Linked DNA regions of Homo sapiens: region 1 is linked to region 2. Evidence: read pairs that join two places in POLR2A ChIA-PET (ENCODE). Cell type or tissue: GM12878. All regions are shown on one strand. Each heading gives the region's core, and the rest is flanking DNA. Links, peaks and the distances in the headings are about the cores only.

The links. ChIA-PET counts read pairs that join two places held together with the same protein. Peaks named below come from ENCODE experiments on the same cell type or tissue, not always from the same donor. Only the 100,000 strongest peaks of a DNase experiment are listed, where the experiment ranks them.
Region 1: POLR2A ChIA-PET joins it to region 2 with 8 read pairs; 3 of 35 experiments call an interaction of 5 or more read pairs at or near these places.

Annotation. Positions count from the first base shown.
Region 1 is chr2:196,176,724-196,182,133 of GRCh38, reverse strand. No RefSeq gene overlaps it. Among named protein-coding and RNA genes, the nearest start is that of STK17B, 7.9 kb to the right of the region's middle. In GM12878, for the core only: no CTCF peak of the experiment used is centred there; no DNase peak of the experiment used is centred there; H3K27ac peaks cover 979 bases.
Region 2 is chr2:196,399,938-196,405,347 of GRCh38, reverse strand. All of the region lies in intron 2 of HECW2 (HECT, C2 and WW domain containing E3 ubiquitin protein ligase 2), which reads left to right. Among named protein-coding and RNA genes, the nearest start is that of HECW2-AS1, 140 kb to the right of the region's middle. RefSeq lists a silencer at 174-364 and an enhancer at 4,849-5,143. In GM12878, for the core only: no CTCF peak of the experiment used is centred there; no DNase peak of the experiment used is centred there; H3K4me3 peaks cover 1,128 bases; H3K27ac peaks cover 883 bases.

The sequences.
Region 1 (5,410 bases), core at 1,827-4,326, 220 kb after region 2:
GAAGAAGATGCTTTTTCTAGTCAAAATTAATTTAAGTCCCTAATAATTCGAGTTAGCATGAAATGGAAAGATCTGAAGGGCCCAACTGACCTGCACACTTTTCACTTTTGATGTCTAGCAATAAGGTAGTAACTAGACTAGAATAGAAATGCGTTAAAATTTGCTTGCGAAATTGTAGAAGGCAGAACCATTCCAGGCACTAGCAGCTCAAACAGAAAAGCGTTATATTTTATATGTCGTATTAAATAATAATGAAAAGTAACCTAATAGGAACCAGTTCCAAAATCCTTTCTGGATAATTTGGTACATTTGAAATCTAGTATGCTTTTCATGCCTCTCTTAAGCACTCTATAAAACAAGATTCTCTCAAATGCGTTAGAAGATTTCTGTTTTGACTGGCTCAGCGAGGCTGGAGGTACTTGAAATGATTTATAATGAACTAAGCACATGGCATGGCGTCACCAGGCATTCTCTTCAGAGCCTCTTGCCCATTTTATAGAAATTGCACAGCTGGGAAGTAATACAATGAAAATCTTACACTCTGCTTGTTGAAAGTTGGATCACAATTCCAAAGTCTAAGTAAAAATGTATAGCCAGAGTAGAAGGCCAACATTTTTTTTCATCTTTCAAAAAGCTAGATGTTTTAACTTATTTGTGTTGTTGTTTGTTTTCTTTTTTTCTTTTTTTTTTTTTTTTTAAACAGGGTTGCCCAGGCTGGAGTGCAACGGCACAATTATAGCTCACTGCAACTTTGAACTCCAGAGCTCAAGCAGTCCCCCTTCTTCAGCCTCCTGAGTAGCTAGGACTACAGGCGCATGCCACCATGCCTGCCTAATTTATTTATTTATTTATTTATTTATTTATTTTTGTAGAGACAGTTTCACCATGTTGCCCAGGCTGGTCTCAAACTCCTGGCCTCAAGTGATCCTCCTGCCTCAGCCTCCCAAAATGCTGGGATTACAGGCATGAGCCACCGTGCCTGGCTGTTGTTCGTTTTCTATGGCAGATAAAACAAAGGGTACATTTATTTTGCTTTCTTTTTATTTTGGTTAACCATGGTTTATTTGTAGAATTTCAGAAAGGCTGATTAATATAAAAGTGGTCAAAATATATAACCACAGAAGCTAACTAAGAAATCAGTTTTTCATAGGACCAGTCAGAGTTCTTAATTGCAAGCAACTAAACATCTCTGGATATCTGAAGCTGAAAAACAATGTATTTAAAGGATATTGAGTAGTTCATAGAAAGGAGATCCAGGCTGGAGAACCAAAGTTAGGACAAGATAACTAGGAAAAACATCCAAAGTCATGTCTGTGGATTGTTCAGGGGAAGATGACGACACTATTGCCCAAACTCAGGATTCTACACTGCAGCTTGTGCCGTGGACACTGGAGATGCCACTAGACCTGCTGCTTCCAGGGCCTGATTGCTCCTTCCGTCTCAGCATTCTTCATGGCCCAGACTTACTAGCTCCAGATTCAAAGGTTCAAGTGCATATGTGTGATTGGTTGATAGAACCTAAGGTAATTGTTCCTCCCAAGCTACAAGGAGTATATTTGTCACTTTCACTGTCATGGACTCAAAAGGTGAGGAATTCTCTAAACACTGATGGGGTTAAGATACAGGGTGGCCATAGAGTAACAAATGTCCCAGTCTTGAAAGACTTGAAATCGGTCACTATGATGAGAATAGTGGTTCTCAAGCTGTTTGGTTCTCAAACTTCTACACTCAAATATTACTCAGGACCTCAAAGAGTTTTGGTTGATGCAGGTTATATCTACGTAGATAAGTAATGGTAAATATGGTAATCTAGTAAGTATAGTCCATAGGACATGGTTAGTATGCTCAATACTTACCATATTAGAAATTAAAGGAGAGGCAGGCAACATGCTAGATGAAAGATTCACTTTGTGATTAAAATCAGATGATATACATAATATTGAAACACAATTTTCTGGATCTCTTTCTGGATTCCTATTACATATACTTTTATCTGACTTGGAAATTTTGATTGGAGGTTGATATTGGATTGAACCTGCATCAAATTACTGGTACAATGGTGTTTTTAATAGACTGCAAAAATAATAGAAGGGCTATATTTTGATTATTTTATTAGTTCTACATTCTCTAAATTTGAATATTTAAAGCAATGGCAGACTCATTCATTTTTCTAAACAAAGCCTTTTATTTTAGAGCAGTTTTAGATTCATACCCAACCAATTTCCCTTTTTATTATAGGATCTTACATTAGCAAGGGTGCATTTGTCACAACTGATAAACCAATATTAATACATTATTATTAAATAAAGATTTCCTTAGTTTTTGCCTAGCATCATTTTTCTATTCCAGGTTCCCACCCAGCATACCACACTACACTTAGTCGTCACATCTCCTCAGGTCTCTCTTGGCTGTAATTATTTCTCAGACTTCCCTTGTTTTGGATGGCCTTGACAGTTTTGAGGAGTATAGGTCAGGTATTTTATAGAATGTTCCTCAACTGGGATTTGCCTAATGATTTTCTGATGGTTGCACTGGGATTGTGGGTTTTTGGGAGGAAGACTACACAGGCAAAGTATCATACTTATCATGTTATATTAAGGATACATAACATCATGACTTATGACTTATGACTACTGACCTTAACCTTGATCATCTGGCTTGAGGTAGGTTTCGTCAGGTTTCTCCACCCTAAAGGTGCTTTCTCCCCATCTCTTCCTATATTTCAGTCTTTGGAAGAAAGTCACTATGGGCAGCCCACACTTAAGGAGTGGGGAGTTATGCTCCACCGACTTGAGGGTGGAGTATCTGCATAAATTGCTCATATTTCTTCTGTATGGAAGATTTGTCTATTCTTTCAACCATTTATTTATGTCAGTATGAATTCATAGACATTTATTTTATACTTTGGGTTATAGTCTACTACTGCTTTATTTCTTGTGTTGCTCAAATTGTCCTAGCTTTGGCCATTGTGAGCTCTTGTAGTTGGCTCCTGGTTCCCTTCTCTTTGAATGCCCCCATAATTGCATGGTGGTGTTCGCTTGCACTTCCTTCTTTCTGGACTACAAGATACTTCAGGCCCATCTGTATATTTCCATCCTCAGTCACAGAAGCAGCCATTTCTCCAAGGAGCTTTGATTCCTTTTCTTGGAGAATGATATTAGAGACTAAGACCTCAGTGCTAAGCATGCTGTTGTTTCTGAGGTGTCATTACTTTTTAGGCACCCTCAGCTAACAGAGCAAGGAGCTATACATGTGTATGTCAACCCATGTATATACACATAACCTATAAATATTTCTATATGTAAACATCTGTATCTATATTAAGCTAAACAGGAGTTTCGACCAGATGTCTCTAACTCTGAGCCCTCTCCCTTTGCATTTTTTATATACTTGAAAAGTTATTTTAACAATAAAGCAATTTTGGAATGGTAGATATGAGAAGAAACAAAAGGCTGAAAAGAACAAGGACTCCAGGAACTAGATGAATAAAACACCCAAGAAGGTGTGCTCTTTTGTTAGTAGCTAGTTATTAAATATCCACACAGTAAAAGTCTGTGTAGGCTGAGTGTGGTGGCTCACGCCTGTAATCCTGACACTTTGGGAGGCTGGGGGAAGGGGGGTTGCCTGAGCTCAGGAGTTTGAGATCAGCCTGGGCAAATGGCGAAACCCTGTCACTACTAAAAAAAAAAAAAAAAAACAAAAACTGGGTGTGGAATGCACGCCTGTAGTCCCAGCTACTCAGGAGGCTGAGGCACGAGAATCACTTGAGCCTGGGGGGCAGGGGTTGCAGTGAGCTGAGATTGTGCCACTGCACTCCAGCCTCGTTGACAGAGTGAGAACCTGTCTCAAAAAAAAAAAAAAAAAGTCTGTGTAGTAGAGGATGGACTTGAATGACTGCGAGCAAGTATATAACTTCCACGTCCCTTAGTTTTCTGGTTTTTGTTTTTTTTTTTTGAGATAGAGTCTCACTCTGTTGCCCAGGCTGGAGTGCAGTGGTGTGATCTCGGCTCACTGCAAGCTCTGCCTCCCCGGTTCACGCCATTCTCCTGGCTCAGCCTCCCGAGTAGCTGGGACTACAGAAGCCACCACCACGCCCAGCTAATTTTTTTTTTTTTTTGTAATTTTAGTAGAGATGGGGTTTCACCATGTTAGCCAGAATGGTCTCAATCTCCTGACCTCATGATCTACCTGCCTTGGCCTCCCAAAGTGCTGGGATTACAGGTGTGAGCCACCGTGCCTGGCTAGTTTTCTTATCTTTAAAGGAGGAAAATATAGCACTGTAACTCATAGGAGGATGTGAGCATTAGATGAATTAACATAAGCAACACATTTAGAACAGTGCCAGTTTCATTATTTATGAACTGTTGTTGCCATGTACACTATGAGGCAAGTATATTATCTCCATTTTACAGATGAAAAATAGAGGCACAGAGATTTTCTAACCTGGTCAAGATCTCACAGCTGGTAAATTACAGAACCATTCTCTCATAATCTGTGACCTTTTAAAGGTTTCTGAACAGCTCTGAACTTACTGATTCTTCGGTAAAAGTGAAGCCATGAAATGCTGCTCTATAAATCTAAAGGAAAGGCCAACTACTAAAAAGATTCAAGAATCTTTGAATATTCTCAATGTCAGGAATGCTGTGATAATCAGGAATAGTACCATTTCCCACATTACTAATGCTTTTATGCCACAAAATGGCTCAACTTTCAGAGTAGATTGGCCTTCTCAATGTTCATGCTATCACCTTACACCAGTTGACACAAAGATCACTCCTAATGAGGGAGTTGCTGGGGATTAAAAGTTGGCTCTGCCTTATCTATATCTGCTACTGCCTGCTGTAAGAAGACTCACTACGTGAAGGGTTTCTGGAAGGGTACCTGCCATGTACCCTGGAGAATGTGATAGCAGGTTGTCATTCATGGTATATGCAGTTGGCAGAGGAAGTTTCTTAGCAAAGTGAAAAAGGAAGAGATTTATTAGGGAGAGCTAGTAGGCGTTATCTACTCAAATCAAATAGACAGCACCCTATATTTATACCCTGTATTTATTTCTTTGCACCACTTGATATCTACTTCCTTTAAACACTAGTGACTAATTTCTTTATCTCACACGGCCCCCTGGACTCCACCATTTGTTGACCCTTAGAGCTTCATTCCGAACTTGGGTGTCTCCACCAGATAGATACTGAAAGGAAAAGCAGTCACCTCCCTCTCCCCTTTCCTTTCCAATGACATTTTTCTCCCAATGATCCCTACTAGCATCAACCATAAGATGTGAGGAAAATCGAAAGTATCTTATAAAGCCATTTGACAAATATTTATATAGAACCCACAATGTCTTGAGCATCTTGCTAGTCACAGGGCGCAGTAGTGCACATGGGGAGCTGGCAAAGCACTGGTAAATAAT
Region 2 (5,410 bases), core at 1,207-3,706:
GTTGCCTGGCAGTATTGAGTCCCCTGCAAGATTTGTGGTCCTGAGTCTAAAGTAAGACTCATGAGCATGCTTGTGTTTGGTTTTGTTTTATTCTTCTACCAGCTGGACTGCAGGTGTGGTTTAAGTAGTAGCTAGTTTAATCACTGTTGGGTTTTTCCAGGGGAGTACAGTGGAAGGGGAGACGGAAGATGGAGTTAGAAATATTACCAACAGGAGGGGCCGGGCGCGATGGCTCACACCTGTAATCCCAGCACTTTGGGAGGCCGAGGCGGGCGGATCACGAGGTCAGGAGATTGAGACCATCCTGGCTAACATGGTGAAACCCCATCTCTACTAAAAATACAAAAAAAAAAAAATTTGCCGGGAGTGGTGGCGGACACCTGTAGTCCCAGCTACTTGGGAGGCTGAGGCAGGAGAATGGCGTGAACCTGGGAGGCAGAGCTTGCAGCGAGCCGAGATTGCACCACTGCACTCCAGGCTGGGTGACAGAGCGAGACTATGTCTCAAAAAAAAAAAAAAAAAAAAAAAGAGAAGAAAAAAGAAAAAAAAAGAAATATTACCAACAGGATGATTATAAGAATGGATCAGGGAATCTGGCAGGATAAGGAGGAAATTGATAACTGGGGGTGATTAATGGAGAAAAAGTGGATTGGAGAGCTTGAGATGGAAGGGTTTCTGTAGTGGGAGCACTGGAACTGGTGACCTGGAAGATCAGGAAATGTTTGAATGCAGAAATGTGCCAAAAGACAGGAAACATTTTCCAAGATGATAAAAATCTCAGTAGTGAAAATCTCTTTGGGGTTTAATGTATTTTGAGGCTTTCACCACAATTAAAAAGTGACACTAATTCTGAAGTTACAGATCTTTGACTAGGGGAGGCAGTAGAAGACCCTCTGAACCTTCCTGGCTGGTCAGGACAAGCTTACTGGGTTTTGGGAAATAAAAACATCATTTTCTTCTCCTAGAAGGTCTAGGAAGAGACTTTGAAGAATCTCTTTATTACAGAATCCTAGCAGACATGACAGAGAGAGGCATGACTAATGCTTAGGCAAGTAAGTATATATTCATGGGGCAAATCATAGGGAGAATTATGCTTTTTAACTATTAAAGTTCATGTAATGGGACTTACGCCCAGTCTCCAACTCAAGTGCCATGTTTCTCCTCAATTATTACAAAAATCAAGAGTATCCTATGTGGATACTACAAGTTGCTAAGCTCTTTATTGTATGGATTCAAACAGAAGACTTTTTTCTGGCACTCAATTGCATTTAGTAAAAATGTAGTATAACATGGTTAGCCAACCATAGCCATTGCATGGTTCCATTATATATTACTAGAGTGTTTTTCTCAGATGAATGTGAGGCCTAAAACACTCACAGTGACATAATTTCACAAGAAATTCTGGGTTCTATAGAGAAGGTTGGCAGTGTGATGCTGAAATATGTAACAGGCCTGAAATACAACCTGAAGGAATACTTGAAGAAGTGTCTGGCTTTCTGCTACATATCTTAAGCAGGAAGACAGACATGTTCTTTTTTGTTATTATTATTTCCTTCAAAAGATCTGAGGATCTGTTACATGAGGTCATTCTTCTTCCCTGTGTACTTCCTTAGGCTGACTGGTCTTATAGCCACGATTATCTTCCCTGCAGAGAATGAATTTTCCAGAATGTTTTGGTTCATTTCCTTGAGAGCTTTTAAGCTTTAGAATTTTTTCACAGACTAGGTTAGCTGTAAAACTTTAGGAAAGTGACTCAGTCTTCTTAAATAAATAATGTAAGCCACTGAGTACTTTGTAATCAAGTCACATTTTGCAGAAATGAGCTGCATAGTATAAATGTCTTTTTAAAAGTACATTAAAAATTATGGGCATCTTGAAGGTTTGTGTTTACTGTATCTCTCATATGAGGAGATGCATTTTTAATGACAGATCCTACCTTTCCCTGGAAGTCTTTTTAATAGTCTCTATGGATACCCTATGTGGAAAGCAGAAACACTTAAGCATCTGTTGCTTTATTACTGTGATCATGTTCCTGAACATGTATCTGTTAAATACTTTCTTGTACATTACGTCAGCTGTCAAATGCAGTATCAAAATACAGCATTTAGTTGAGTGACATTTTAGTAGCCTGTGGCTATTTAGTACTTATTTGCTCTTTCTATGCCTATGTCTGTGTCCTACCCAGCACAGTTAAAATTGGTCATCAGTGGAAAGAATGACAGAAGAATAAGAATCCCAAGGTGGACAGGTGTGGTGGCTCATGCCTATAATCCCAGCACTTGGGAGGCCAAGGTGGGCGGATCACCTGAGGTCAGGAGTTCAATATGAGCCTGGCCAACATAGTGAAACTCCGTCTCTACGAAAAATACAAAAATTAGCCAAGCATGGTAGTGCGCGCCTGTAATCCCAGCTACTCGGGAGGCTGAGGCACAAGAATTGCTTGAGCCCAGAAGGCGGAGGTTGCAGTGAGCTGAGATCGTGCCACTGCACTCCAGCCTGGGTGACAGAGCGAGACTCTGTCTCAAAAAAAAAAAAAAAAAAAAATTCCCAAGGCAAGGAATCTGTTTGTTAATTGATTACTTTATTTGATTTACAATATTCACATTTCCAAGTATGTATTTGACCTCCCAAATTAAATTGTTAGCTATAGAAATTTTGTTCGTTCTCTTACAGTTTGTTTTTTGAGTTTCAGGACTATTGTTAAAGGTATACTGTGACAATGTGTATTAGATACCATGAAAAATATATCATTGAATATGCTGTATCACTCACACTGACAAAAAGCTGTTAAATAAATAACAGAGAAACATTATGGAACATAATATCTGTCAGGGGGACTGAATCAGTGAAGGAAAAGTAGCCAAAGTAACCCATGATGTGGAGGTGCACCATGCACACTATTAATGGCTCAGAGTCTCTCACTCTTATTCCCATGTTAGACAACTATTTCAAAGTTTCTTTGACTAAGAATAAAAAGTAAATCTCTTGCAAGCCATCCCCCCAGAAATGAAACTCAAGGTCTGTTAAAGGGCCAGTATATAGCTGCACAATTATCAAATTTCTGAGCTAAAGCTTGTCATTTCTTTTTTCCTTTAGTAACTTATTATGGCAAGTTTCCCTCTTTTTTTTTTTTTTTTTTTTTTTTTTGAGACAGAGTCTCACTCTGTTGCCCAGGCAGGAGTGCAGTGGTGCCATCTCGGCTCACTGCAAGCTCCGCCTCCCAGATTCATGCCATTCTCCTGCCTCAGCCTCCCGAGTAGCTGGGACTACAGGCGCCCGCCACCACGTCCGGCTAATTTTTTTGTATTTTTAGTAGAGACACGGTTTCACCATGTTAGCCAGGATGGTCTCGATCTCCTGACCTTGTGATCCGCCCGCCTCAGCCTCCCAAAGTGCTGGGATTACAGGCGTGAGCCACCGCGCCTGGCAAGTTTCCCTTCTTATGACGCCTAGTTATTTTTGGTACCCTCTCCATTTGAGAACATAGTAGGTCCTTGATTCCATGTCTTAACTTATCTGAGGGATTTTGTTTTCCATTGGAAATCATATTGGTGAAGAAAATATTCTCATTAGTAAAAATTTTTTCTCTAAGATTATAAATGAAAGCTCTTTAAATGTTCATTTTAAAACATCCTGAATATTCACATCTGTGTGATATACAGGATGAATATATACCCTGACTGTGTATTCACTCCTGTGTATATAAAACATCTGTGAAAGGTATATGTCACCTGAACCTAATATTTTGAAATATTTGACAAAAAGAACAACTGATCCATATTTTTTGAGGTAGCGTTTTTAAAGAAAAATTCTATTTAAAAATTCCAGAAGAGTATTGTATTTTTCATAAAATTTCAAATAATACTAATTGTTTCCCTTTCTTCACCAAAGGAAAGAAGTGTTAATGGTGGATTATATATAATAATACACACAGAGAAACACATATGCACAAGTGTACTTTTAAACAAAAATGTATTATGTTATATGCATTCTTCTGTAAATAGTTGCTTCTACTTTGCAATATGCCTTAGACATCAATCCATCTCAATATTCATTGTTTATAACTTCTTGATAGTACTCCTTAATATGCTTGTACTATAATTTCTTTAACCATTACCCTATTAATGGTCCTTTGGGTTGGTCTTAATATTTGATATTACAAATAGTGCTGCAGTAAACATCCCTACACTTACATTTTTGAGCATTTGTGTCAGTATTTCAAAAAACAATTTCTAGGCATGAAACTGCTGAGGCAAAGAATGTGCGCATTTAATTTGAGACATACTGATAAATATCCCTACAGAAATGTTGTTTCAGTTTCCGGAAGTCTGTTATTAATCATGAAACGAAATAAATTAGAAGTTTCTCAAATGATAGGAATTACAAGTCTGCTGAATGATTAGGGCATATATCACAGATGAAGTTTTATAACTCTTTTTGGTTTTGTATAAATTTAAAATTTATATTTTAAGTAGACACAAGTTGAATACAAGACATGGAAATTATTTTAGCTCTTTTTTTTTTTTTGCATTTTGTGGGAATGGGGGTTAGTGGCTCAGAGAGAGGAGAGGGCAAAAGAGTCACTATTTGGTCTTGGAAATGGAGAAATGTAGGTGAGTGAAAGCATCTTTATAAGAATATGCTTTCTGGAACAAGATGATGTTTAGTAAGGTTTTCATGATTTTCAAGTAAACCAGCTGTGACTGGGATTCAGTCCAAGAAGGTCTTTGTGCTGGGACAATACAGATCTTTAGGCTATGGAATAGGAGTAGAACAACAAAATTTCCTGTGCATATTTGGTTTATAAAAATAACCTCTTTGAAAGCACATTTTAAGTTTCAAGTATCCCGTGCTTCTGAACTATTTCTAGGCTATCCTGTTTCAGTCAAAGGGCTTGATTTTAATACAATACCTAAGCTTATCTTTTCACTCAAGAGCAAAAATTCTATATCTTTTCCAGAGTTATGCAGGCATTAGTCATATACTCTACTCTCCTTCCCCGCCAACACGAAAATCCTTCCTCTGTCTGTCCCATTTCCTCACTGATGTATGTAACAGGAGTGATGCAATTTCTTTGCAATGTTGGCAGTTATAATTAGGCTATCTCTTTTGGAAAGGCCTCAAGAATCCCATAGTGAAGGCTGCAAAGGCACCACATGCTTTTTTATTCACTGTGTGATTAGAAAAATTATTGAAAATTTGAGATTTGATTCTTAGACCTATGAAGAAGCTCTTGTGAAACTGGCCTGAGAAAGGGAGCCAGTTAATTTCTTTATAAGACAAATTTCTCCATGCTTTCAGATTCCAGCATATTTTATTATTTTAGCAGGCACCCAGTTATTAATTACTGTAGTAATTCAGTTAAATATAAGATTGTTGAGTGCTCCTTAGGACCTTCTCCAGGAGTCTA